Regions from separate parts of the Mus musculus genome. Here regions 1, 2, 4 and 5 are each linked to region 3. The links are chromatin loops, found by intact Hi-C in ENCODE. Cell type or tissue: left cerebral cortex. All regions are shown on one strand. Region 1 overlaps Fam110b (family with sequence similarity 110, member B). Region 2 has its middle 18 kb from the start of Ubxn2b. Region 3 overlaps Fam110b (family with sequence similarity 110, member B). Region 4 has its middle 55 kb from the start of Ubxn2b. Region 5 overlaps Fam110b (family with sequence similarity 110, member B).

Region 1 (5,000 bases), 77 kb before region 3:
CCTATAACTAAATAATTATTACGTATAATTATGATATAATTGAGGATAGTATATATATATATATATATATACATATATATATATATATATGTATATATATATATATATAAAGTTATTATATAACTACGTCAATGTATCCCTCCCCAGATGAGTGTCTGAGCCTAAGTTTTAAAAGGCAGAATGGTTCTGTCTATGTCTGCAATAGGAAGAATGTCAGGCCAAGAATGATGGTTATACAGAAGAGATGCCTGGACTTTTGTAGAAAAAACAAACAAACAAACAAACAAACAAGCCATCATGACTGATTACAAATTTTAAACTGTCAAAAAATATCCATTTTTATTTTCAGTTTTCAAGCATAGATTCTCCCTAATGTATTAAGAACAAAAAGTTAAGTGATAAAAGTGTATGTTGTGTTACTTTGCAAAAACTTGATCTCCTTTTATTAGTAGATGCTAGCTGGTGCTGTGGCCCATCAGAGGTCCATCAGGGAGTGTATTAGGGTAGGCACTGTACACAGTGAGGGTGGATGAGGTTTGTACGCAGCAGGTGTCATATGAAGAATGGCTGTGTCTTCATTTCACCCCCATGGTGTCTCACAGCTGAACACATCTTCCCACTGTCTCGAGGCTATCAAAGCCACTATGCCAAACTCCATTACGGGCCATGAAACTTCCACAATGCTTCGACTTTCCTCTTGAAATTGCTACGTGAGTTAATGCTGACTGGATAATTTATTCCTTCCCAGGAAGATTTGGGAGTGAGGGCATGTGGTATGGTGAGGTACAGTTAGTAACCTGAAGGGTTTCTCTGCCCAAACTGTGTACTGGACCACTTTAAGCAGGATACAGACCGAGACAAGAGAAGTTATTTTCACAGAATATATAAACTGCAATCTTGGCTTTTCAGGACCAGGAAACACTTTCTGACAGTTTTTAGAGTCTGCATGACTCTCTCTGCTGATAGCAGACGCATGGTGGCAGCTGGCCAGCCCTGTGACTGGTGACTCAGGACACAAGTTTCTGTGGAGTCTGCAGGCTGACACAGAAAGACATCGGTTTTCAAGTTTAAGGACTAGGAGAGAGGCAGGGGCTCTGAACCCAAAACAAGGTTCTTTCCGGTGATTCTTTGAACCTTGGTCTTGCTAATAACTATTTTTTCTTTCATAATAGAGTACCTTTATTGCAGAACTTAAGGCTTTTTTTTTTTAATCTCCCTGTCTGGAAAATGAACCAGGCAATTCTTAATAGAATAAAAACTGTTGAACATGGTAAGAACACATCTCCCTACTGTGACATTCCAACTGCAAGAGCAGCATCTTTTGAACAAAGCCTGGAGGCAAATACTTCCTCAGGCGTGGTTGATAAATACCTACATGTGGCTATTTCCCAAAATGAGATCTGCTAACACTCACTGTACTAAAGAAGCTTCATTGAGACTACGAGAGGTGAGACAAAGAAACCCATCCAAAATGAAGGCTGCACACATCTGTGAAGAAACAATAGTACATTACTTCTCCAGCTAAAAACCAGAGAGCAACTCACAAGCCTTCTGCCTTCCTCTAATTAAAGTATGATCTACTAAATTCTCCTTGTTTTCGAATTATCTGGGAGTCAGGACTCAAAGTGAAGTCAACAGCCCTGACATACACCAACAAAGACACCTAAATAGAAGCAACACCGGCTTTCCCAAACCGAAAAGAACCAATGAGAATCACTCCCAGGCACATGCACCCTTGCATTCAGGTGAAAACAAGGCTCCTCCATGAACAGACAAGCAATCTCTCCCTGCGAGAATGTGTATTAGTATGGAGCACTAATACACAGTGCACAGACAGCGTCAACAAAGCAAGATCAAATTAGACAGATGACACTATCAGCACGCTTCATTTCATGCATGGCTGTGTTGCTCAGAAGAGAGAAAGACTCGAGTAATTACCGTGAACTGAGACTCCTTCACTGACCTCCGCCTGCAGCTAGCTGCAGGTCCTTATTCCACCGAGCCTTTGCAACAAAGAACACCTGCTCTGCTGAGTAGGACTCCTTCTTTAATGTAACCAACCATGCACCTTGCCTATGTTCTGCAAGAACACAGCACAGTGCCTCTGTATCTACGTCTCTAATGCAGCATAAGGATTACTGTGGAAACCTATCAAGCGTGTGAGCAGCAACGCCAGCCAATGAGGATAAGGCACATGCGGAGTCCAGCACATGCTCTCTGAGGCACAGGCTGTCACCAGCACTGAGCAGGCTGCTAATCTAATTATAGCTAGTTTGCTAGCACAAGAGTTACTGGAGCAAGGCACCGGAGCAAATTAAATTTTAATAAATTAAACCCCACAGACACAATCATCTTGATTTTCTGTCATTTTAAGGATTAATGTATTACCTCCTAACCCGTAAGTGAATTTTAAAGTGTGTTCTTATTTCCCTCTCATCTAGTGAAACAAAGAATACTTAGATCAATGAGTGTGCTACCTGCTAACTTATACTGAGACCCCAGCACTGAAGAACTATCATCAATTTGGAGGCTCAGACATACTAGTGAGGGAGCTAGAAAATCCAAGCCTAGCTTTATTTACCATGATTAGTAATTTGCCATTAATTTTCAAAAGTGCTGATCAATTAATTTCTTTTCAATATAGTTTAAAATGCCATGCAGATTTCCATCCACAGTGGAAAAAGGCTAACCAAGGTGTCAAAAATCCTGAGTATAATGATAAATAATTCACAGATCAAAGTGAAAAAGTGATCGCAAGTCATTCTAAAAGGTGAATTTGCCTGTTATACAGTTTTCTGAGAAATGTTGTCCTTGGAGCCAGGTACTGTGCGAGGCAGCTTGGTATAGACTGAAAAGCATATGCTGTCATTAGTAGTGTGCTCCCTGGCCTTATGATCTAGAGCTTTCATTCCCAAGTTGTATGGCCCATAACAAGTATCTAGTCTCTGCCTCTCAGACATAACAGAAGGAGTCAACACAAAAGGTTATTACCAGTGAGCTCTAAGCAGTGAGCACATGAGGTCAAAATTAAGCAATCATTTTTTATGGAATAATTTGACCTACCTATCTACCTACCTACCTTCCTTCCTTCCTTCCTTCCTTCCTTCCTTCCTTCCTTCCTTCCTCCCTCCCTCCCTCCCTCCCTCCCTCCCTCCCTCCCTCCTTTCCTCCCTTCCTTAACTGTATCAAGGGAAGTAATAAATAATTAAATAATTAAATGATAAATGGTGATGGTGCTGACAGCAAGCCTGACCAACCACAGTTCTTTCACAAGTACTCACTGAAGTTTGGAGTCATTTCCCTACCTCTGTGTATGGAACATTCTTGGTTGTCTACCAATGCAGTGATCTCTATGAAATTATAAACATAAGTGAATCTCACTAATGACATACAGAGTAGACTATAAAACACACATTTCAGAAGTACTTGGGTTTTGTAACGAGAAATTCAACTTCAGAGCTACAATTTAGAAAGAAGAGAAAGAGCAAGCTCACCTAGTAAAGGCAACGTTAGCTGTGAGATGAACCGACCTGTGCTTCTCTCAGCATTAGTCTCCTTCCTCCAGACAGATTCTATAGGGTGAAAAGCTGAGCAAGTCTGCTCATTTTTAATTCCTGGACAACAGGCTGCTCTCCAAAGCCAAGTTCCACCTCAAGGATGCAGTGTAAATCTCTTACTGTCACACATTCCATTCTTTTGATATTTATCTAAAACTTGTCACAAAGAGCTGCTGTATTCCACAGGCACTGCAATTTGCTCAGATATTCCTAAGAATCATCAAGAGAAATGGAAAACAAGTACTGACCAAGAACACGTGACTCTTTTGGAAAAAGAAACCAGCGTGAGGAATGGCTTGACTCATGTATCCCCATGGCTAATGATTCATGAGTGATGCTCAGGCAGGAATGCTGACATCCACAGCAACCTGGAACTACAGGATGGAGAGAAGCTTGCCAGGGAAAGTGGCTGCTGGCGTATTGCAGTGACGGGCGGAGCCCATCACAGTTCTCATAAGGCAGAAATCTAGAAGGAGCTCCCTTGGTCCCTTGGACTGAAGCACAGCTCCCTGCAGGCTGTGGGATGCAGACTAGTAACACTTCTAAGCATTTATCTAGGAAGCATCTAACAGTTTCCACCTTCCTCTTCCTTTAACAGGCGGCTAGCTCAAAATAGGCACTAAAAAGCTGTTTGATTAATTTGTTTCTTGCTTATTTTGTTGAAGACATTAAACAGATACTTTCCAAGAGAAGGAAGCAACTGTCCTTTCTTGGATCTTAACCTCCAACAGATTCCAATATTTGTTTGAACCAGAATAACAATCCATCAGTAGTCTTTCATAAGGCCACTCTGTGAGGGGAAACAAGGTAACGCATTATCTGTACCTCTATGTGTACACAAGTGCTGCACGTCGCACATGCACACACAGGTAAGAAACATTTCTTTTTGAGTTTCAGTCAACTCATCCTTGATTTTGAAAACAAAAAAGCATTTTTTTTCACTAGGTATAAAGGCAGGCTGAGCTGGGGAACAATGCAGGACGAAGTGTTCTGACTCTACCAGAGCTTCCACACTGACAGGGAAACAAATGGCCACTGTGTCATTATTAATGAACAAATGAGCACTAAGGACTCAGTGAACCGCAGTGCAGCACAGGATTCTGAAGGCACCTATGTGGGTGAAGAGGCTGCTCAGTATTGGGGACCATTCTCTGCTGCCTCTGTGATGACAACTTCAGAAGTTGTGAAGGTCGTGAGAGGCTACAGAGGCTGGAAAGTGCAACAGGAAGGGAAACAAAACCAGGCCAAAGTGGGAAAAGAGTGACAGAAGCCCTGAGGAAATCTAGATGATAGCTGGACTTATTCCTGTAGACCTTTCTTGTATCAGTCTCCCATGATCCCGGCCTATTCTCGTTGCTGTTGTTTTGTTGTTGTTATTTTGCTTTCATCAACTTGACACAAGCTAGAGTTAATTGAAAACAGGAAACCACAGAGGAAACAAAC
Region 2 (5,000 bases), 530 kb before region 3:
GATGATAATGGATTGAACCTCTGAAACTGTAAGCCAGTCCTTGATAAGAGTTGCCTTGGACATGGTGTCTCTTCACAGCAATGAAACCCTAAGATAGTAATCCAACTCAGGGCTGAGAATTTCATCCTGCTAGTACCATCCATGTTTCCTTGAGCAAAGCACAACCTTTATGCTGCTTAATAACTGAATTGTAGGTGAAAAAAAAAAAAAGCCAAGAGTAAAAGTTTCTAGATACAGGGCAACAAAAAGTAATTCAAAACCAAATGCAGAATGAGAGAATGAGTCTGAGGTGTTTCTGGCAGTTCTGTCCCATCTTGAGTCATGTAATGTCACTGAAGCCTTGGCTCTAAAGTCAAATGTGCCTGTTGCCCTGCCCTGCTGTACCAAACAATGCTGTCTGGAATAGCTTGACCCGAGTTGAGACTGTTGTCTGTCAGTTGAGACTGAATTAAAGTATAATTACTATACATACAATGTTTCCTGCTCTTGTCAAACATAGTGATATAAACATGGAAGACAAAGGCTTTGTAGTTTCTAATTATCATTCATCAGCATGGAATGTTAGATTACTACATTTTTAGATTGTATTATGTTAGAATGTTTGACTTAAAAAAAAAAAACAAAAAACCCTGCTGTTTGAGTCACTGACTTGAAACGGGAAAAAATTGCAATCAGGTCAGAATTTCCAACAACTTCCTAAATGGTCCTAAAAACACTTCTATGTCTTATCCTACATATTTGTACTAAATAATATTCTCAGTATTGATAATGTTAAAATCAAAATAGCGATCCATTTTTAAAAACATTGATGATGTGTGCTCTCCAATATCAAAGCTTTAATGAAAATGTATTTTTATATAAAACAACTGTATTTATCTTCTCAGTATATGAATTTGCTTTCCTTTTTAATTAGTGAGAAAATTATTTGAACACCAAATAATTGTTTGAAAATAAAATTCTAAGAACATTTTTTATCTGTATACTTATTTATATATATTTATATATATTGTATATTTATTTGTATACTTATTCCCTGGAATTGTGTAAAAATTGTGAGGCATAAGTGTTATGAACAGAAAAAGTTTAAGACTAGCAAATGCCATGATGTAAGACCACTGTGGTCTTCCCTCAGTCAGGCTGGAGACAAAAGTCAGAACTGTTATCAGCCATTTCAGAACTCTGCAAGCCTCCTGTCAGCCTTATGCAGGGACCTTGTATCATCTGTTTGTGCAAGACATACCCCTTGTGCAAGAGAGTCTCTAGGGTTTTTGCGGCTTCTTTTGATCAAAAGATTCTGATACAGACTCCCAACCACAGAATCTCCCTGGCATCCACAGGGTAGACTGAGGTTGGGCTGAGCTTCTGAAGTTTTCAGCTCTAGTGAAGCAGTATGGTGTGTGGAGGTACAAGCCTTGAACCTCTGTCTATGACTTTCATGTCCTGTGTGACTTTGGCTCTGAAAAGGGCTGGGGAACATCCACCTGGAGCACCACTTTCATCGTTTCTCAACCCTCACGCAGTAGGAGACAGCAGTAATTGAGCTTCACTGACTTAGAAGGACCATGGCATTTCATATGGTAACTCTGGGCTTCTCTAGATTTGGTCTGGGGGCTGTATAACTAGTTGCCATAACAAAGCAGCACACATATGGGCTTTTAAGCACTGATGTTTATTGTCTCGTAGTTCTAGAAACTGAAAAGTCAAGATGGCCAGTGGGTTCTGGCCAAGACATCTTTCCTGAAATTTTGATGGCTGCATTCTTACTATGTCCTTGAACTGTGGTGTTGGAAAAGAGATTGTTGTAGTGTCTATTGAAATAAGGATACCAATGTTATGAACAGGATTGAATTGCTTCCCATATCTCTACTTCACAATGTTATCTTTAGGACTAGAGCTTCATGTTTTAAATATATGAATTAGCAGTACAACACCGTGCAGTCCATAGCAGCTCCCCAAATCCTGCGAGATAGAGAATTCAGACTCTACATCTTCTTATCTTCAATGTTTTCTCTACTGCAAGATCCCAGGTAAGCTCAGCAACCAGGCTCACAGTGTGAGCATTCTGACTTGCATTTTCTCCCTGGTATCTACTATGATAGGTTGTCCCGGGGTGAGGATAGAATTTTTCTCTCCCTAACTCTGAAACTCAAGTTCCCTATCTGTTAGTGTTGAATCAAGAATCCTCTCTGCAAGTTCGTGCAATTGAATACTTGATCTCCAACTGATTGAACTGTTCTAGGAGCTAGAACTTTTGTGTTATTAGACCTAGCCGTCAGACACAGGCCAGTAGGGCTAGATTCTGAGCCTTATTGCTTAGCCTTAATCTGGTCCTTTTCTCTGCTTCTTGATCTGCTAATGTGAACAATCTACATCACAAAATCTCACTACTAACAACTGCCTCTCTCCTGCTAATAATCCTTCCACATTCTCCATGGATTTGTTCCCACCTGAAACTGAGCCACAGAGTCCATCCACAAGTTGCTTCTCTTATTTATTTATTTAGCACAAGAAAACCAACTAATATACCATTTAACATTTAAGAACAATAACAATGAGTTATCTTTGGGGTTTCCCTTTCTACTGTAAACTGTTTTTACTCTATGTTGCCAAGAAAAGCTGGACCTAATTGTGTCTGGTTTGGCTATTTCTCTTTAACAAAATCTGGGGCTGGAAAAATGTCTCAGAGGTTATGAACACTGTCTGTTCTTCCAGAGGTCCTGAGTTCAAATCCCAGCAACCACATGGTGGCTCACAACCATCTCTAATGGGATCTGATGCCTTCTTCCAGTGTGTTTAAAGACAACTATAGTGTACTCATATACATAAAATAAATAAATCTTAAAAAAATTCTGCAGAGAAGTTTTTGGTGAATACAAGTTCAGTCAGTGGAGTGTGTGTGTGTGTGTGTATGAAAAGATTTTGCAAGCTACATCTTAATTGTTAAAACTATTCCTTGGTTTGTGATTATGCTCCCACATTTTAAAAAAGAAGCAAAAGCTTATTCAGTGTGACACATTTCCACAAGAGGGCCCACCAGCATCAACACAGAGCCTTGAGCTCTAACTTGAGCCCCAGCACCAAACTTCTAATCTTTTATCACACAGGAAGTCTCCAGGAAAGTAGTGTTTATAAAATATACAGGGTGAGGGGATCAACTATCTTGCTGTGACTAGTGTTCCGTGTGGAACTGTACAGTTGAGTTTGATTAACAAAAGGATGAACTGCTAATATGAAATTTGCAGCTGCTGTTTATTCATTTCATAATCCTTTAAGGTTTAGAAAGCAATTTTAAAGCAGCCAGGGTAACTGAATTTTTATTTCACTTATTGATTTAGTGAAAAATGTTAATAAGAGATTCCTTGAGTGTCCTTCTGTTTCTAGGGACACCCCCCCCCCCCGCCCCCCTTCCTGCTGCTCCTCTCTTTCCCTTGCCCTCTGCCTAACACAAGCATGCTGCCCACCACAGTCCAGGCAGTGACGTCTCAGTCTCTGCCTGGGCTCTCCCTAATATGCATAATAAAAGCCTCAACCCCTTAAGAGCACTCACACCTTCTCTTTGTTTGTTTGTTTCCTTTTTTTTTTTTTTTTTTTTTTTCTATTCAGAGGGTGGTGAATTACTGAGAGCAGTTATTGTAAAGTAAGTTACTTTAAATAAAAGAATAGTAAAAAGATACTTTGAAACCTGTTCTGTGAGTCTGCCTTTATCTCTGTAAAGACTCCCAGCCAGGTAAACTGCCTTTCTTCGCAGGAGACCTAGCAGCTCTGGAAACGTGAGGCCTGAGACCTGATTTAAATTAATTAACAAGGCAACTGCAGCCTCTGAGAAGGAGCTGGTCCGCCTGCTGTTATTAAAGCATACAGTTAGCCAGTCAATGTCGTCCTATATCTGAGAATTTTCAATTGATTAATTATAGCAGGAAGTATAATCCAAATGGCTTGTCAACTTAAATGAGTGACTTATGGGCAGAGGTCTTCAGCTGTCATGCAGGACAGCATTTAATCTTCAGCTGCTACACAGAGCAGCGCTGGCTTTCAGTTTCCAGACCTAGAAGATCTGAGAACGTTTTCTGTGGTGAAGGGACCTGGGAAAACTGACCAGGCACAGTATGGCAACCAATCCAATAGTGCCCACGGTTTGGGCAGAGCTCTGGCGGCAGGCGCGGCCTGGGAATAATGTTACCACAATTCAGGTGATATAGTTGGCGCCTCATTGTCTTCATTGGAGACCTTAGGGTTGCTGCTAGAACTGGCATTTTGTCTATCACAGCAAGCCCCCCCCCCCCATTATGTTTTATAATTTATTTTTTTATATCCCATTCGAGGGCAACCCCTCACAGAGTCCTTCCTTCCATCCTCCCTCCCCTTCTCCTCTGAGAGGGTGGACCCCCTCCTGAGTATTCCTACCCTACCCGTTTGGCCTTGCTCCTCAAGTGGCTGCAGGGCTGGGTGTGTCTTCTCCCACAGGCCAGGCAAGGCAGCCCTGTTTGGGAACAGATTCCACGGTCAGGCAACAGCTTTATTGACAGCCTCTGCTCCAGTTGTTGAGGGACCCACATGGAGACTGAGCTTCATGTCTGCTACATACGTGCCCAGGGCCTTGGTCCAGTCTATGCATGCTCTTTGGTTGGTGGCTCAGTCTCTGAGAGCTCACAAGGGTCCAGGTTTGTTGACTCCATTGGTCTTACTGTGGAGTTCCTATCCCCTTCAGGGCCTTCAATCCTTCCACAAAACTTTCAACCCCAAAATTTACTTGTCTAAAAGAAATGCAGGGACAAAGATGGAACAGAGACTCAAGGAATGGCCAACCAATAACCAGCTCAATTTGAGATCCATCCCATGGATAAGCACCAATCCCTGACATTATTAGTGATACTCTGTTATGTTTGAAGACAGGAGCCTAGCATGACTGTCCTCTGAGAGGGTCTACCCAGCAGCTGACTGAAACAGATATATACTCACAGCCAAACATTGTATGGAGGTGGGGTACTTTTATTGAATAG
Region 3 (5,000 bases):
TAGCCTCTGAACATGACTGTGAAGGATGCTCTTGATATTAAGTTAGATGAGGCAGGAAGACTTACCTCAGATGTCTAGTTTGTATCCTAGGCTTCCCTTCTGAACTGCACAAACACAGAAGGCTAACTGGGTAGAAGCAACCATCTCCTGTTGCCTCCTGACTAATGTTGCAACGCCTCACCCTCCTGCTTCTGTGATGCCCATGGAACTATACACCAAAATAAACCTTTCTCCTTTAATGTGCTTTTGTCAGATACTGAATCACAAGGCTTACAGTTAAAGGAAGAGCAATTAATATATGCCATGAATAGGCGAAGACCGCATCTTTTCCTGGCTAGTAACTGTAAGCCATGAACAGACAGGGACCACATCTTTTTCTGGCTAGTGTTTATTTTTTTTTTTTAAATCTGGCACATAATGAATCCTCTGCTAATAATTTTTAATATATTAACCTTAATAGGACAAATTATTAACTATATCCTTTTGTGTAATTACTCCTTTTTTTTTCTAACAAAGTTCCAGTTTGGGGGACCAAAGCACTGCTGGTAGTAATGGTCATTTTGAAGTATTATCCATGATTCTTCCTTAAGAAGACATCTTAAAAGGTGAAAATAATTTCTAATGTCAGTAGGAAGGAAAAAAACCCTGCTTTTCATTACAACACAAAGACCCAAAATCCCATGTGCTTAAGATTGTGTTTGTAAAGGTCTTCTCAGGAGCTGGACAATTGAAACCACATTGACCTTGGCCTGGAGCACAAACCACACCCTGGGATTCTTACAATTCTTCCAGGAACCTGTCTGCTAAATGGCAGTTCCTCTAGAACTAGGGGGCTCTCCTTTGGATGTGCATCCAAATCATTTGCAATTTTAAAGTCAGTGCAGGAAAAAAAAAAAAAAGTCCAATGCACGCACTCATGTACACACACACACACACACACACACTTTCTTTTTTACTGTTAACGCTAGAAAAAAAGCAATTTGTTTGGCTACTAAGCTTTAAAAGTGTGCGAGTAAGTGTGTGTGTGTGTGTGTGTGTGTGTGTGTTTGTGCTCTCACGAGCGCGCGTGCGCGCACACACACACATGCGCACATGTTCTTGAGAGCACTCTAGGGGCAGAGGGAAGGGAGGGGCGGTTAAGGTTCATAAACACCAGGTCCTTATGTAGTCTCTCCTATTGTGACAACTTTATCACATGAAAAAGATTAAAATTCTACCCAGTCCCCCATCATACACATGGAGAAACCAAAGGTGTCAAAATAAGGAATGCGTGGTGCATGTTTATTAATATCACTTTGCAAAATAATCATTAAGAAACCCACCCAAGCTGTCTACAAATAAGATAAGAAAGGACTGTGGAGTAGAAAGGTTGATTCTCATCTTATTGCTGCCATCACTGCTGTGGACAAGGAGAAGAGACACTCCGCAGCCATCACGCAGTACTTTCATGGTCATCAACAGGTTTGAGAATTCTCATTGCCCAGAATCACAGTTCCATCAGGTTTTGGGGACAGCAGTGTGCCTGAGTCACCGGCTCTTTTCAGGGTTTCTCAAGCCCTACTTGTTTGCCTTCCTACTCGTATTTGTAGGGGAGTCAACTGAGAAACACAGCCCATCTTTGTTTTTGAAAGATTAAGTTGAGGCTCTGCCTCAACTGTGGAACAAAACACACACACACACACACACACACATGCGCGCTCACAGTCCTGCCTCCCACATGAAAGGGATCACAGTAAGCAAGCTCATCGGTGGACAGAGAGTATGTCACAAGGCCAAGTGTAGAGCTGGGCTGTCAGGAGCAAAAACCCCAAACAGACCCAACATGATTCACAGCCTCAAGGTCTAAACCGTCTCTATCAGCCTTTTATCTAATTCAAAGACATTCAGCTGCCATCCTTCTCAACACTCGAAACAAGTAATCTTTGCCACACATTAAAAGACTATTCAGGAAAAGGAAAAAAAAACTCGATTTCTCCTACTTTTGGACTGATGATCAAGCACTACCCAGAAAATCCAAATCCGATCACTGAGTGATGAGATTTTTCTGATACCAAACCCCTGAAGAAGCGATCAGTCAGCTCCAGCAGCTACGAGGCTGCAAAGCTTTTCCTCTCTGGGCAGTAGAAAAGCCAGCCTCTGGTACTTACATCTTGCTATTTATTAGCTATGCCTCAGTCAAGTCACTAAATTCACCCACAGAAAGCAGATAACAAAACTATTGTTTGTTAGAGGAGTAAGAGGAAGCCTAGAGATATGCTGCTCACAGGACTGGCCTTCACAGGTAAGCGACTGGGAGCCAGAAAACCTTTAACTGAGTGGACTAATTTACTTCCTAGCCGGGGTACGCAGCCAGCATAGAATAAATTCAGCATCTTCACCTTGAATATCAATTCTCATTGTAACCTGCCAGGAGCCAGAAAAATGATAAGAGGTGACCAAAAAAAGCAGAGGGGAGCAGGGCCTTCCCAAATAAATTCAAGAGGGGAGTAGGTCCCACGCCCTTTGTTGCTCTGAACTGCAAGTCCATGCTAGAAAAAGAAAAAGTCCACGTTAGCTGCAGAGGCTCTTGGCTTAGCCTAGGTTAGTCCAAAGTCCACCTAACTCTAATGAAGAACAATAAAAGTGAGAAGTGCAGCTAATAATTTTTATAAGCATTATACACTTAGCATCTAGAACATTATTGGACTCTAAAAAAAAGATTCTCCAGGTAAATGCTTGCCAAACGTTAAAAATGCAAAGAGAAAACTTAAGAAACCATGTCATTCTTAACACTTGTGCAGGCTGCTGTCTGTCCCTCCGGTTGTTTTCACACCTGGCCAGCACTAGTGCAGATTAATGCTGGATGTTCCTTAAGCATACCTATGCCCTGGCTGAGCTGCCAGAGTTCCCCACAGCACCACCTACTGTTGATGGGCTATACCTACAGCAGCTCACCTCATACAAAGCCTGTCTGTAGCTAAACACTTAAGGAAAAAGATTTCCACTTAAAATCCAATAGTCGGGACAGAGGGTAAACTGATAGCTGAGTGACTAAAATATAAAATATCTAAGCTGCAAGTGTCATCTTTTTGTTACTGAAAAGGGCGAGTAGGTAATTTTATTTGTTTTCTCAACCATTTAGTCTAGAGGTATCGAACCCAAGGCTTTAAAGCTAGAGTTATGATGTGCTATGAGGGGGTGATCACACAGCAAATGCATTCATCTTTCATTAATGGCAAGCATAGACGGTGAGTTTTCCAACTAGAAACTGAGAGTAGTATTCTAAACCTAAGGAGGAGGGCGATTTGAAGATGAGGTTCACAGCAGAGATTTTCCTTCTGGTTAAGCCCTTCATGGACAACCAAGTCTTATTACAAAACTCGCCAGGCCATGATTGAATTCAGACTCATAGACCAGACAAATACCAAATTCCCCATTCCCAGCCATTGAGGATACACAGAGCCAGCAGCTTGTCAGTCTCCCGCAAACAACCCAACCTCAATTCTGATCTAAAATTAAATCACTGACTCAAAATAGATCATGCTTTGAAAGATCTGGGATAAAAACAAACAAAGGACCCACCCCACCCCCACCCCCCCAAACAGCAAAAACATAGGTTGAAAATAAAAACAAAAATAAAAAATCTAACATTTCTCTAGAACCATCTTCCATGCCCTATGGTAAGGCCTTTGCAGATTTTCAGGTTCAAAAGGTAATGCTGTCCCTGTGTTCAATTCGTGATTTTTAAGTGACTAATGAAGAGATGTCACAGATTATATGTAATGGGGTAAATCAATGGCACGTTACCATCAACATGCCTGCCCTTATCTTAAAATAACTGCTTAATAAATGCTTCATTTGAATGACCAGGTCTCAATACCACAAAGTGAATACAAATACAACAGTAATAATAATGATGATAATAATAACAACAATAATAAACGATGCTAATAATAACATCAACAGCACAGGTGCTTTCGCATGACTTAGATGGTGGAAGCTAAATAACTCTTTCACACCAAGAGAGGAAATGAAAATGGAAGTCATATTATTCATACAGAAAAAAATGCTGATTCTGCTATCATATTCCTCTCTGCAAAAATAGACTCGGCAGTCCTCACAAGCCAGCCATGCACTGTTGTCACAGATGTGCGCCAGATTTGCACAGGACATAACTTGGCTGTGGGGGGAAACCTGAATCTTAGGCAAGAAAGAATGCCTGTTCTTTCTTGGAAGAGAATGTGGTGACTGTCAATAAATCTGAATAGCAACTTTAAAGGGTCAAAAAAGCTGGGAGTCCGGTGGTTTTATTCCCACTTTGGGAAGTAATAAGGCAAAGTTATCCCCTCTTCCTTCTTTGCTGGCCACCACGGAAAGACTTGTCACCATCAGGCTCCTTGCTATAACAAAAGGAGGGCAGCACAGACACCAGCTTCTCACAGCCTAGCATTGTCGCCAAGTTCTGAGCACCGCTAAGTGACAGGGGCACGAGTGAGCCAGGACCAATTTTATTCTATTTCCAACCCTCATGCTTTCAAAGAAAACAGACAACCGAGCTGTGGGAGGACTGGAGGGAGGAGGCGGTGGGGGCAAACAAACTTTCAGAGCCCCGGGATCTGCATTCCCGCAGGAACTGACAGCACAGTGACGCGCCCACGGGATGACCTGGGTGGGGATGCAGCACGGAGTGGGGCTGGGGGCCGCCGCGTCCTCGCCCACCTTCTCCCCAGCAGTCAGCGCTCCTTCCGAGCCTGGGCCTCATCCCCGGCCCGGGGCGTGCAGCCGAGCGCAGGGCGGACAGCGGGCCAGGCTCCTCGGTGCCCAGGCCCGGCCGGAGCGGGACCCTGAGAGGTACTCCCCACCCGCCAGCGCCCCCGTTTACCTTGGCCGCACTCCGGCCCCTGCAAGGCGGCCAGGCCAGGCACCAGGCTCGGGAGACCGCGAGGAGGAGCTTGGGCCCGGCGATGCACTGCAGGCCGGGATGAAGTGGCCGCCGGGTCCTCGCCGCCGGCTCGGAATGG
Region 4 (5,000 bases), 490 kb before region 3:
AGTATTGACAGGAACCAAGTCTTGCTATAACTTGATTTCTGTGCCTGTGGAAGGGGCAAATTGTCTTTGTCTGTGTTCTTGGATTTGGACTGTCTGCACCCGTGGCAGGGTTGATCTGTCTGTGTGCTGATTGTCTTTCTATTGTGTTGGTTGGAATTAGTTATCTCATTCTGTGTTCTTGGACTTGGACTGACAGCATTTTGGAGATTGGACAGACTGAATCTATCCCCTTAAACATTCTCGTTAACCACTGGAGGAGAAAACTTGTCAGCAGTAGTAAAGAAGAGAAAGTTACTTACTCTCTGCATCTCTGAATGGCCCACCTTCAGATTAGGGAGGCCACCTGTAGGGACCTTCAACTTGGAGGTGATCAAAGTTGTAGAAGAAAGTCTTTAGGCCAGGATCCCTCGGACACCCAGACCAAATGTTCTATACAGTTACCCAGCAGAATCTAGTGGAGGACCCTTTCCTCCTCCCCCTTCATAGATAAAAGCCTTTCTTTACCCAAAACCCACTTCACTGGTTCTGGCCATCAGAGAAAAAGGAAACATGGGAGAAGGGATCCATACCTGAGAAGAAGTCGATTTGCCAAGACCCTTCAACAGGGGACTTGTTGCTCTAAGACCCTCCTCCTCCATACCGCCCTACCCTTGTCCCCATGGCCCTGCCAGTACCAGCACTGGCTCTGGTATCCTCAGCTCATATGGGACCGGGGCCCTTGTATCCCCCTTTACTGGAGGGAGGAGCAGGAGGAGACCCCCCCCAACTTCTTGGTCCTGCCATGAGGACCTGAGGTCTGAGAGCCACCTTCCCTGATACCATGGTGGCTCTCCCACTGAGAGCATATGGGCCTCTAGAAAAGGGCAATCAGGCTATGCAATATTGTCCCTTCTCTTTAGCCTACTTGAATGACTGGAAGGCCCATCCGCACCTTCCCCTTTTTTAGATAACCCCAAGAGACCAATTAACCTCTTTGAGACTGTTTTATTTACTGATCAGCCCACCTGGGATAATATCCAACAACTCATGAGAGTGCTTTTCAGGACAAAAGAGTGAAAGAGGATAATGCAGGAAGCCAGAAAGAATGTCCCCTTAGACATGAGGGTACCATTGATTGATCAGGCTGTCATCAACAGTGAGTTTCCCCTGACTAGACCTGACTGGGAAAGCAGAAGGTGAGGGGTATCTGAAGGTCTACCACTAGGCTCCATTGTCAGGTCTCAAGGGGGCTGCATGAAAACCCACAAATTTGACCAAGGTATGTGAGGTTAGGCAGGGATCAGATGAGTTGCCTGCTGCCTTTCTAGAGTGACTCATGGAGACTTTCCATCAGCTATGACCCCAGCAGCAAGGAGCACAAAGCTACTGTGACGATGGTTTTATAGACCAGGCTAGTAGAGATATCAGGAAAAGGCTTCAGAGGCTAGAGGGACTGCAGGATAAGTCATTGAGGGACTTAGTGCAGGTTGCTGAGAAAGTCTACCATAACAGGGATGGGCCGGGTATCCAATTCATTTATGGTCATCCCAGACTGTCCCTTCCTTCTGTTTGGGCGAGACTTAGTCTCCAAGATAGGGTCCAAATACACTTCCTGCCCGAATGGACACAACTAACTGGTCCAAAAAAGAGAGCCCAATGGGTGGAGGAAAGACTTATCTGACTGGCTCCTGCTGGGAGCCATGGCTACCTGCTTTACAGACAGGAGCAGTTTTCTCCATGTAGGTCAGAGACAAGTGGGTGCTGCTGTGGTGGATGGCACAAATGTTGTCTGGGCAGAACCTTTACACCCACCCCCCATCCCTGCATATCAGCACAGAAAATGGAGCTAATTGCCCTCAACAAGGCCTTGAATCTTGAAAGGGAGGAAGAAACTATGAAAGTTTTCTGAGCTCATTCCCCATCACTTGTTTAAGAAAATTAACATCTATACAGATAGCAAGAATGCCTTTGCCACAGCCTACATCCATGGGGCCTATATACCAAGAGAGAGGACTGCTTACATCAGAGGAAAAAGAAATAAAAAACAAAGGAAATCTTGGATCTCTTGGATGCCCTGATGAAACTGTCAACTGTGAAGATTATTCATTGTCCAGGACATCAGAAGGGAAGAGACTCAGTGGCCCAAGGCAATAACCAGGGAGAAGTTGTTTGAGAAGTGGTTATGCAGGAGCCTATCCCGGGTATGGGCCTGCCAGAGACACCTGCTGGGAAATGGGACTGGACTAAGGGATGGCCTCACTTAGAATATACTGAAGAAGAAAGGACTCCGATTGCCAGCCACCCTACCAACTACTGCCTAGAGAAGGAAGGGCAGTGGCACACACAAGAAGGAAAACCTATACTTCCCCGAAAACAAGCTGCTGAGGACTTACTTGACCAAATCCATCGATGGCCTAGATGAGTCTCATCAGTCAGACATAACATCCATGTATACAATCATCAGTATGTATGATTTGGGGGATAAATGGGCCCCATGTAGCCTTTACCTGTTTTCTTCCATACAGACGGAAAACTCGTGAGGATTTCGGCCCCTTAGAAGAGCAGAAATTGAGGAATGCTGGATTGAATGAGCATTGCTAGTATTAAAGATTTCTAAATAAAAACCTCCTGATTCTAATCCTCCAGCAGGTGGTGGTATCCCAGCACCCAAAACTTACTGACTGGAACTTGGCAAGGGATTTCTCCTCAGGATTCAGTTTAGAAACATTCTTTTCCATAGTAGTAAAAATTTAATTTATAGAATAATACATGCTCATAAAATTTACTACATTGCATTTTATATACTCACTTGGGATATCAACTGATAGTTTTTTCTTTTACTATCTTTAGAAATTGCAATCCCAATCCAGTTAATAGATAGATAGCCTCAGGTGATGTGGCTTCCAATGTGTTGTTAGTTTCCTTAACAGAGCTTTGCAAACACTTTGGTTTTAGGGAATGTTTCAGGTGAGTAGGGGATGATTTACATTCAATTCTTTGATCTTAGTGACTCTTTTGTTTCCAGCACTGAGAACCAATCCTTGGGCCACACATGCTAGGCAAGTGCTCTGCTGCTGTCTATACAGCCTTGCCTTACTTTATTGAAACGTCAAGAAACAAAACAAAAAACAAACTCGGCATAAAAGGAGAATTAAAGGAGATAAAAGTAGTCAGAAAGTCAATTAAACTAATGGTATAATTATATTATAGAAAAATCCAAAAGTGTACACAAAAATAGGTGTTCCCAAAAAGGTGCAAATATTTAAAATTCTGTTAAAAGCAGCTAAATTCCATATATAATTTAGTAGAAAAAAACCTTGTTTGAATGGATTTGATTTTTTTTGGGAGACTAAGATAGAATAAAATACAAAAGAAAAAATAGAGGAAGGCATTTACAGAGATTAAATAAAGTAAAACTGAAAATAATATTTACATTAAATATAGATTAAATGTACATATTCAATAAGAACTACTAAGTACTTCTATTTTACACATCTTACAAATGAATACTGAAAATTTCTAAAAGCCAGACAGCAAGCAAAAAAGCTTTTATGGCAGTCACATCTGCTATGACTTCCCAAACACTTTACAACACCTTTCTTTAAGTTAAATGCTAATTGGTGAGCAATGTTAACGGTGATCATTGAAATAAAAACAAAGGGACTGTTATTGTAATGATGCTTCACTCGCCATGTGTGCAATATCTAGTGATGCTTATGTCATATAGAATACTAATGCTAATCTAAAACATGCTACAGAAACGGGCTCTACCTCATAAATTCCATAACCAAATGCTTATTGTTTTTATGTAGTTAACATTAAAAGCCACAAGTCAAATTATTTGGTGCTATTTAGACAAAAGTTCTTTGAAATTCTGCTTTGTTTTAATTTTTTTATCAGTTAGAAATGAGAAATCACTTACAGAGAGGATTGCTATATATCATTTCCTTGGAAAGACATGGGAACTGTCTGTGAAAGTTTTTAATAGGACAGACAGTAATCTGAGTTGATTTAGGAGGTATTATATAAACAAGCGATGGGGAATGAGCTCAGAGAACTTTCATAGTTTCTTCCTCCCTTTCAAAGAAGGAAGGAATAAATCCATCTTATCAAAACATTCACTCTCTAAATATCTAAACCTAAGAGGCTCGAATAAGTGGCATCAAAAGTCTTGTAATCCAGTCTCAGAAGTGGAATAGATTAGATAATGAATGATATTTATATACTATGACTGATTTAAGCAACATTGAGAGGTGAAAGGATCCTAAGAGCATCAGTGTGCTTTAGCCAAGTGTAAAGGGATTTGTGGGAAAGCATTTCTTCTGTCTCAAGCTAGGCAAGGCAAGGTCATGTGATTCTGGTCTTCTGAGATGCCATAGAAAACTTCATGAGCCTTCTCTCTCCCATTCTTTCTGACTTTGTTTTACACCCACCACTGTTACTTAGTCTTATACATGTTCCTGGATTTTTATTTCTATTTACCAAAATAAAGCTTCACCTAGTTGAAGGTAACATATGAATGTTATCTAGTTACTGTTTACTTTCTTAATCTTTCCATCATTTGTGTGTGTGTCTGTCTCTCTGTGTATGTATATGAATGTTTATGTTTATGTGTGAGTTTGTGTGTGATTGCCTCTGTGTGTGTGCATACACACGTGTGCACACATGTGCGTGTTTTGTGTTGAGGGATCTGGAGATTGAACTTTGGGCCTTGTGTGTGCTAGGCAAATACCCTACTACCATACTATATCGCCTGTCCCCACAGCATATATTCATACTAAAGAATGTTGACATGTTACCAGTTTTTAAAATGTATATGTTAGTATCTCATAATATATGAAACACTGTCTTGCGTTTCTTATGTTTTGTGCCAGGTTTCCAATTTTTCAGCCTAATGAGTTACTTAGCACCTTTATATATATATATTATTTGGGAAATATGGAAATGGAAATATCCAGTGAAAAAAAGATAAATGTGACCAGCAGCCATATACATGATATGAATTGCTAAACCCCAGTGAG
Region 5 (5,000 bases), 120 kb before region 3:
TGAACAGGCAAGGCCTGGACAGACGAACTATGCAGCACACTCCCAGGATACACAGCTCTGCCCTACCGATAAAACCTTAAAAGCAAACTCCTTACAAAGTCTCTATGATTTGTAAACACTCCTTTCTAGCATATTCACTCAGCAACTCAAGTATAAAGCCAACCCAACATGAGTCAAATCTTGGATATAGGTTTTGCATATAACTTGCATATAAGATTAATTTACAAACGATCTACAATACAGACTAATATTTACAAACATATGTAAGTAAAGTATTTTCAGATGGCTACTTTAGAGTCTGGGAAGTGAATGTTCATGAACTCTCAATTACATTTCCCTACTTTGATGATCTCTCCCAGGCGTCTGGGCCCACATCAAAGGCGTTCTTATGCTACTAAATCAATGAGGCAATTTCAGATGCAGCCCTGGGTTTACTTACTGACAAAGGAGCGCATTGAACCTCCCTGGCTTCCCTCATCCTGGTCTCATTCAATCTCCTCCTGTCACTTTCCCACTGCAAGACTGGCTTTTCTTTATTAATGTGTCACCAATTGGGTCATCTAAATGTTCAGTCTGTGACCTGTTCTAGAAGCCAAGAAAGCTACACTGACATATCAAGATACCCCACAGCTCAGCTCAAACATCGAAATCACCAAATACATAGAACTGCTTGAGAAAAGCAGCACATTTCTGCTCTGTCCCCAACCTTCTGCACCTCCATGCCACATGGGATTCTTCAGCACTAACCAGGAATACCTCTCTCCAGGTGGTGTCCGCCAGGGAGGGCTGGGCCCCGCAGACTCTGACTATGGCTATCCCTCTGGGCTTCTCAATAACTGTTCTCTAGGTTTTCGATGAAACTTAGCTACAGTCAGTCCTTTCTTCTCACCTTGGGAATTTCAAGGATCCCAGAGGCTTGTACTTAAAATGAACATAGCTTTAAGATATAGCACTTGGGCAATAAATCACTGTCTTGATGATGTGAGTTGAAAGTCCAACCATGGAACTCTCCACAACCTATCCTTGCCTGCAGTGAATGGGCACTGAGTAACTTCTGAGATGGAATACTGAAATTTATATGTGCATGATCCAATTAAAAAAATAAATTACAGAGAAAGCTGTTATTTGTTGAAATATCAAAGACAAACCCGAAGTATCTTTTTCAGCCAGTGGGCTTATTCTCTTAATCTCCCACTGCACATCTTTACTATGCAGTCTACAGGACAGTTCACCAAGGAAAGAGGGATTATGAAGGCGAAGAATGATGACTCATCAAGAGATCTCCCAAAGCAAAGAAGGCATTACACAGGACAAAGTACTTAGGTGCAAATGCAGTCTGGCTATTTTCTTTAAGTGTGCTCTGGCCACGTGCTCTTCTTCACCCCCCCCCCCCCCCCATACGCACACACTTTCCTGGAGCCCTTGCCTCCTATGGAAGCTGGCTTGTTTCCATGGAGTCACGGATTTACATCTATGATATGGGTCTTACTCATTTACTCACTTGTTTGTAGTCAAGCTGCAGGCTTGACTGTAAGTATGAGCTTATGAGCTTGATGTTGGTAAGACCTGCCCTGGCTCTGCTATATAGTGGCTGCATGACTATGAAAAATGAAACCATATAAGCATAGGTCCTGACTTGATGGTAAAGGAATGGACATTATATTTTGTCTTGCCAGATTTCTGGGGACATAAACTGAAATGAGTATTAAAAACAAACAAACAAACAAACAAACAAAACATGGGACATAGTGCCAGGCAAAGGACAGGAGCAACTACATCTGTGTAGCCCAGACTCTTTCCACAGGCCAGCCTGAGAATATCTGATGGAGTGGTGGGAAGAACTGTTACCACCAATGTGTTTGTCATATACCATAGAGATTCCAACAAGACTATAAAAATTCAAAGAGAAGAGAGACTATTTTTAAAGCAATTTCTAAAAAAAAACTCCTGGTAATGAGAAACAAGTTACTTTTGAGCTAGATCTTGTCACAACAGGGAATTTACTCACCACCATGACAGAGTCATATCCGCTTTCTGGTAGAGTCTAAATGTTTGTATCCCCGCAAGCCATCTGTTGACTCTCCAGCACAGCAGTACATGGTCTGAAGAGGTGGGTGCTTTCGGTGAGTGAACACATCATGAGTCCCCACTGTCATAGCAAGGCTTACTGCACTTACAAAATAGGCTGAAGAGACTGTGCTTGCCCCTTGCTGTGGTAGGACAAAGCTACGAAGAGGCATCATGAAATGCCACATCTGCTTGTCCCTCCCCATCTTGGACTTCTCAGCCTCCAGAGCATCTATAAATACTTAAATAAACTTATCAGCTTAAAAATTAGTTACTTATAAAAGAAGTATGCTGGTATATGCCTATAACAGCACTCAGGAGGGAGAGCCAGCAGAATCAGAAGCTTGAGGATAGCCTTGGTTACTGGCAAGACAAGAGGCCAGCCTGGGCTACAGGAGATGATGTCTCAAACAAAACAAAGCAAAGCAAAACAAATTAATTATTCAGTCTAAACTTTTTTTTTAATAGCAACAGAAATGGCCTGATGTTCCAATCTTAAATGAAGAGCAATCAGGTTGAGAATGAAGAACAGGACTGTTCATGTGCTCCACTCATACCTCCTCTTGGCTCTGTTAACCTTGAGCCAGCAGTTGGCTGGAACACAAGTTACAGTGTATTAGTTTTTTTGGTTTCCAAAGGCACAGAAATATCATGAATGATGGTAATTTCTAATGTTTAAAGGGATATATAAGAAGAATGTCTGTAGGCAATGCTGAAATGAGAATCTAAAAGCAGACTGCTAGAAGCACTATATGGTTGAGTAGTCTTATATATTTATCATCATGATTATTTGTTTTAGGGTAGCAAAGGGGAATCATTTTCCACAGGCAATACTAAGCTAACATCTAAAGTTATATCCATAAAAGAAAGGTGGTTCAAATACTTTCTATGGTTCAAAAGAGGATTTTTAGAGTTTGTAACCCACAAATGACTTGGGACATGTTAACTGATGTTGCTACAAATTCTGGCTTCTTTTGAATGGAAAATTATAGGAAAACAGGAAAACATTCTCTTCAGTGAAGTCTTTCCAGAAACCTCTTTGCCACAAACCACATGGCTGTGTGCTGGAAGCCTGAGTTAGGTAAGAAGAGAATGGAAAAAAGGACAGACACACAGACACAGGTACAGAGAAGCTGGAATCAGTGTGTCACAGTCAGCAGATGCACAGTCAGCAGCCTGGAAGCTCAACCTTTACTTTACACTTCTGAATCAAGGAGGTGGGCTTATCAAAAGAACTGAGCCAAAAGGAAGAGTTATTGTATGCTGCTGGACAAGGAGGCAGGTTTACTAATCCCTGTAGGGGCTCTCTACAAAGGGGCAATCTGAAGCTGTAAATACCTAGGAGGCAGAAGCTGTGGTAGATACTCTCTGTACAGTCAACATCTGCACATGAACCAGGGAGAGGCTTTGCCATTTCCCTGATCCTGACCTGGCTTTGTTATTCCCATGAGGCCCTGGAATTCTTGACATCGCCATGCTCATATTAACAACTCATACTTACTCAGGACTCCATCGCACACCCCTTTTCCCCTGAAGTACAGCACAAAGGTACGGACACGCTTCTACAAGGAGCATCAGTGCAGACATGAGCATGGAACATGGAAGACGTTTCTTACCACTAATCCAATACCTGCCAGACCATGAACTGATCTCTTCTTTCCTAGCAAATAGATGAGCAGGTTCCTGATGGAAGAATGCTTGAAATCTGAGTGCCCTGGAATTCAGCTGGTTCCTCGTGGGGGTCAGGATGTCTGGAAACTAGAGCTTTTCTGTCTGTCTATCTCTCCTTTCCTCTCCACCTACCCCCACCCTGTCTCTCTCAGGAAAAACAGGTTTTCTACAGGAGCTACTGCAATGAGGCAAAAGGGAATTCAGAACAGAACTGGATTCCATTCCAAATAAGTCATGGTTCAGGAGGGAAGACTGACAGCAAGGGAGCATAGCTGGGGCCAGTGAGTCAATGTTACTGAGTGGAAATATCTGGTATCCGGGGACTCTGGCTTGATGGACCTTCTACGGCTTTTATTGAAAGCAGGCCCCAGGGGGTAAGAAGAAAAACCAAATTTGATAATGGTCATATACAGTGGGCTACTTCTCTAAACTGAAGTAGCAAAGATTTTTGCTACCACAGTGTGATCCAGGATTAAGACAAGGAAGACAGGCCATGACTTTCTGGCTTTTGAGGCTTGTAGGAAGCTGACCACCCTGAGCACTATGGCGAAGGGTACTTCCAGGACAGAATGTGTGCGTGGACCACATGTACAAATCCACAGCATGGAGCCATGCTCACAGCAGAGTGGGAAAGCAACACAATGAACTAAATCCTTTGGGATTATGGACATTGTGTTATCAGTAAAACATTAATGACAAATGGTAAATACTTTCAAAACTAAAAGCTAATGGCAGGTGTACCCCAGAGTCTATCCACAGGCAAAGCTCATAAAAAAGCATTACATAACTATTTATAAGGACAAATATCTTTTGGTATCAATGTTTAAAAGGTTATACATCTAAGTTTTAAATACATAAAGTACATTTAATCTTTCAGTTTTTGAAATGAAGTTATCAGAGAACCTAAATCTATTAAGCTTAATGCGGACTAATTAAGAAAAACCTGCAAAAACTGCCTTCTAGTTATAAATACAGATTATGTTTACTAATATACATATTCATGAGGCACTTATTATACAACCATTACAGACATAGCACTTGGTACAGGGTGCTTCTTGTGAATCAGAACTACCACAAGGACAATGACATAGTAACTCCTACTATGAAGTCTCTGAGGCAGGAAGGCTGCATTTTATACATCAAGACACCGAGAAGCCAAGATATTAGGATGCTCAATAGTTCATCCAAGAAAATGCTTGCTCTGCCTCTGCTATATTTCTAACATGGCAGGCTGGCTCCAAGAGTGATGCTGCTCATGGTCA

What was found. A loop is a pair of places that touch in the nucleus more often than their neighbours do. Peaks named below come from ENCODE experiments on the same cell type or tissue, not always from the same donor. Only the 100,000 strongest peaks of a DNase experiment are listed, where the experiment ranks them.
Region 1: a loop joins it to region 3, with 9 times the contacts of the local background. A loop is called at or near these places in 6 of 42 quality-filtered maps.
Region 2: it touches region 3 in a loop (4-fold over the local background); 4 of 42 quality-filtered maps call a loop at or near these places.
Region 4: it touches region 3 in a loop (2.4-fold over the local background); 2 of 42 quality-filtered maps call a loop at or near these places.
Region 5: a loop joins it to region 3, with 5 times the contacts of the local background. A loop is called at or near these places in 4 of 42 quality-filtered maps.

Annotation. Positions count from the first base shown.
Region 1 is chr4:5,721,449-5,726,448 of GRCm38, reverse strand. All of the region lies in intron 1 of Fam110b (family with sequence similarity 110, member B), which reads right to left. Among named protein-coding and RNA genes, the nearest start is that of Gm24337, 36 kb to the right of the region's middle. In left cerebral cortex, no CTCF peak of the experiment used is centred here; DNase peaks (open chromatin) are centred at 982, 2,179 and 3,896; H3K4me3 peaks cover 2,065 bases; H3K27ac peaks cover 1,414 bases.
Region 2 is chr4:6,170,290-6,175,289 of GRCm38, reverse strand. No RefSeq gene overlaps it. Among named protein-coding and RNA genes, the nearest start is that of Ubxn2b, 18 kb to the left of the region's middle. In left cerebral cortex, a CTCF peak has its summit at 3,020 (motif pointing right); a DNase peak (open chromatin) is centred at 3,043.
Region 3 is chr4:5,644,272-5,649,271 of GRCm38, reverse strand. It overlaps Fam110b (family with sequence similarity 110, member B), which reads right to left. Exons shown (of 3, transcript NM_173426.3): 1 at 4,862-5,000. Among named protein-coding and RNA genes, the nearest start is that of Fam110b, 2.7 kb to the right of the region's middle. In left cerebral cortex, a CTCF peak has its summit at 2,905 (motif pointing left); DNase peaks (open chromatin) are centred at 2,902, 3,295, 4,172 and 4,415; H3K4me3 peaks cover 1,834 bases; H3K27ac peaks cover 1,345 bases.
Region 4 is chr4:6,133,303-6,138,302 of GRCm38, reverse strand. No RefSeq gene overlaps it. Among named protein-coding and RNA genes, the nearest start is that of Ubxn2b, 55 kb to the left of the region's middle. In left cerebral cortex, a CTCF peak has its summit at 2,620 (motif pointing right); a DNase peak (open chromatin) is centred at 2,617.
Region 5 is chr4:5,767,721-5,772,720 of GRCm38, reverse strand. All of the region lies in intron 2 of Fam110b (family with sequence similarity 110, member B), which reads right to left. Among named protein-coding and RNA genes, the nearest start is that of Gm24337, 82 kb to the right of the region's middle. In left cerebral cortex, no CTCF peak of the experiment used is centred here; DNase peaks (open chromatin) are centred at 503 and 2,064.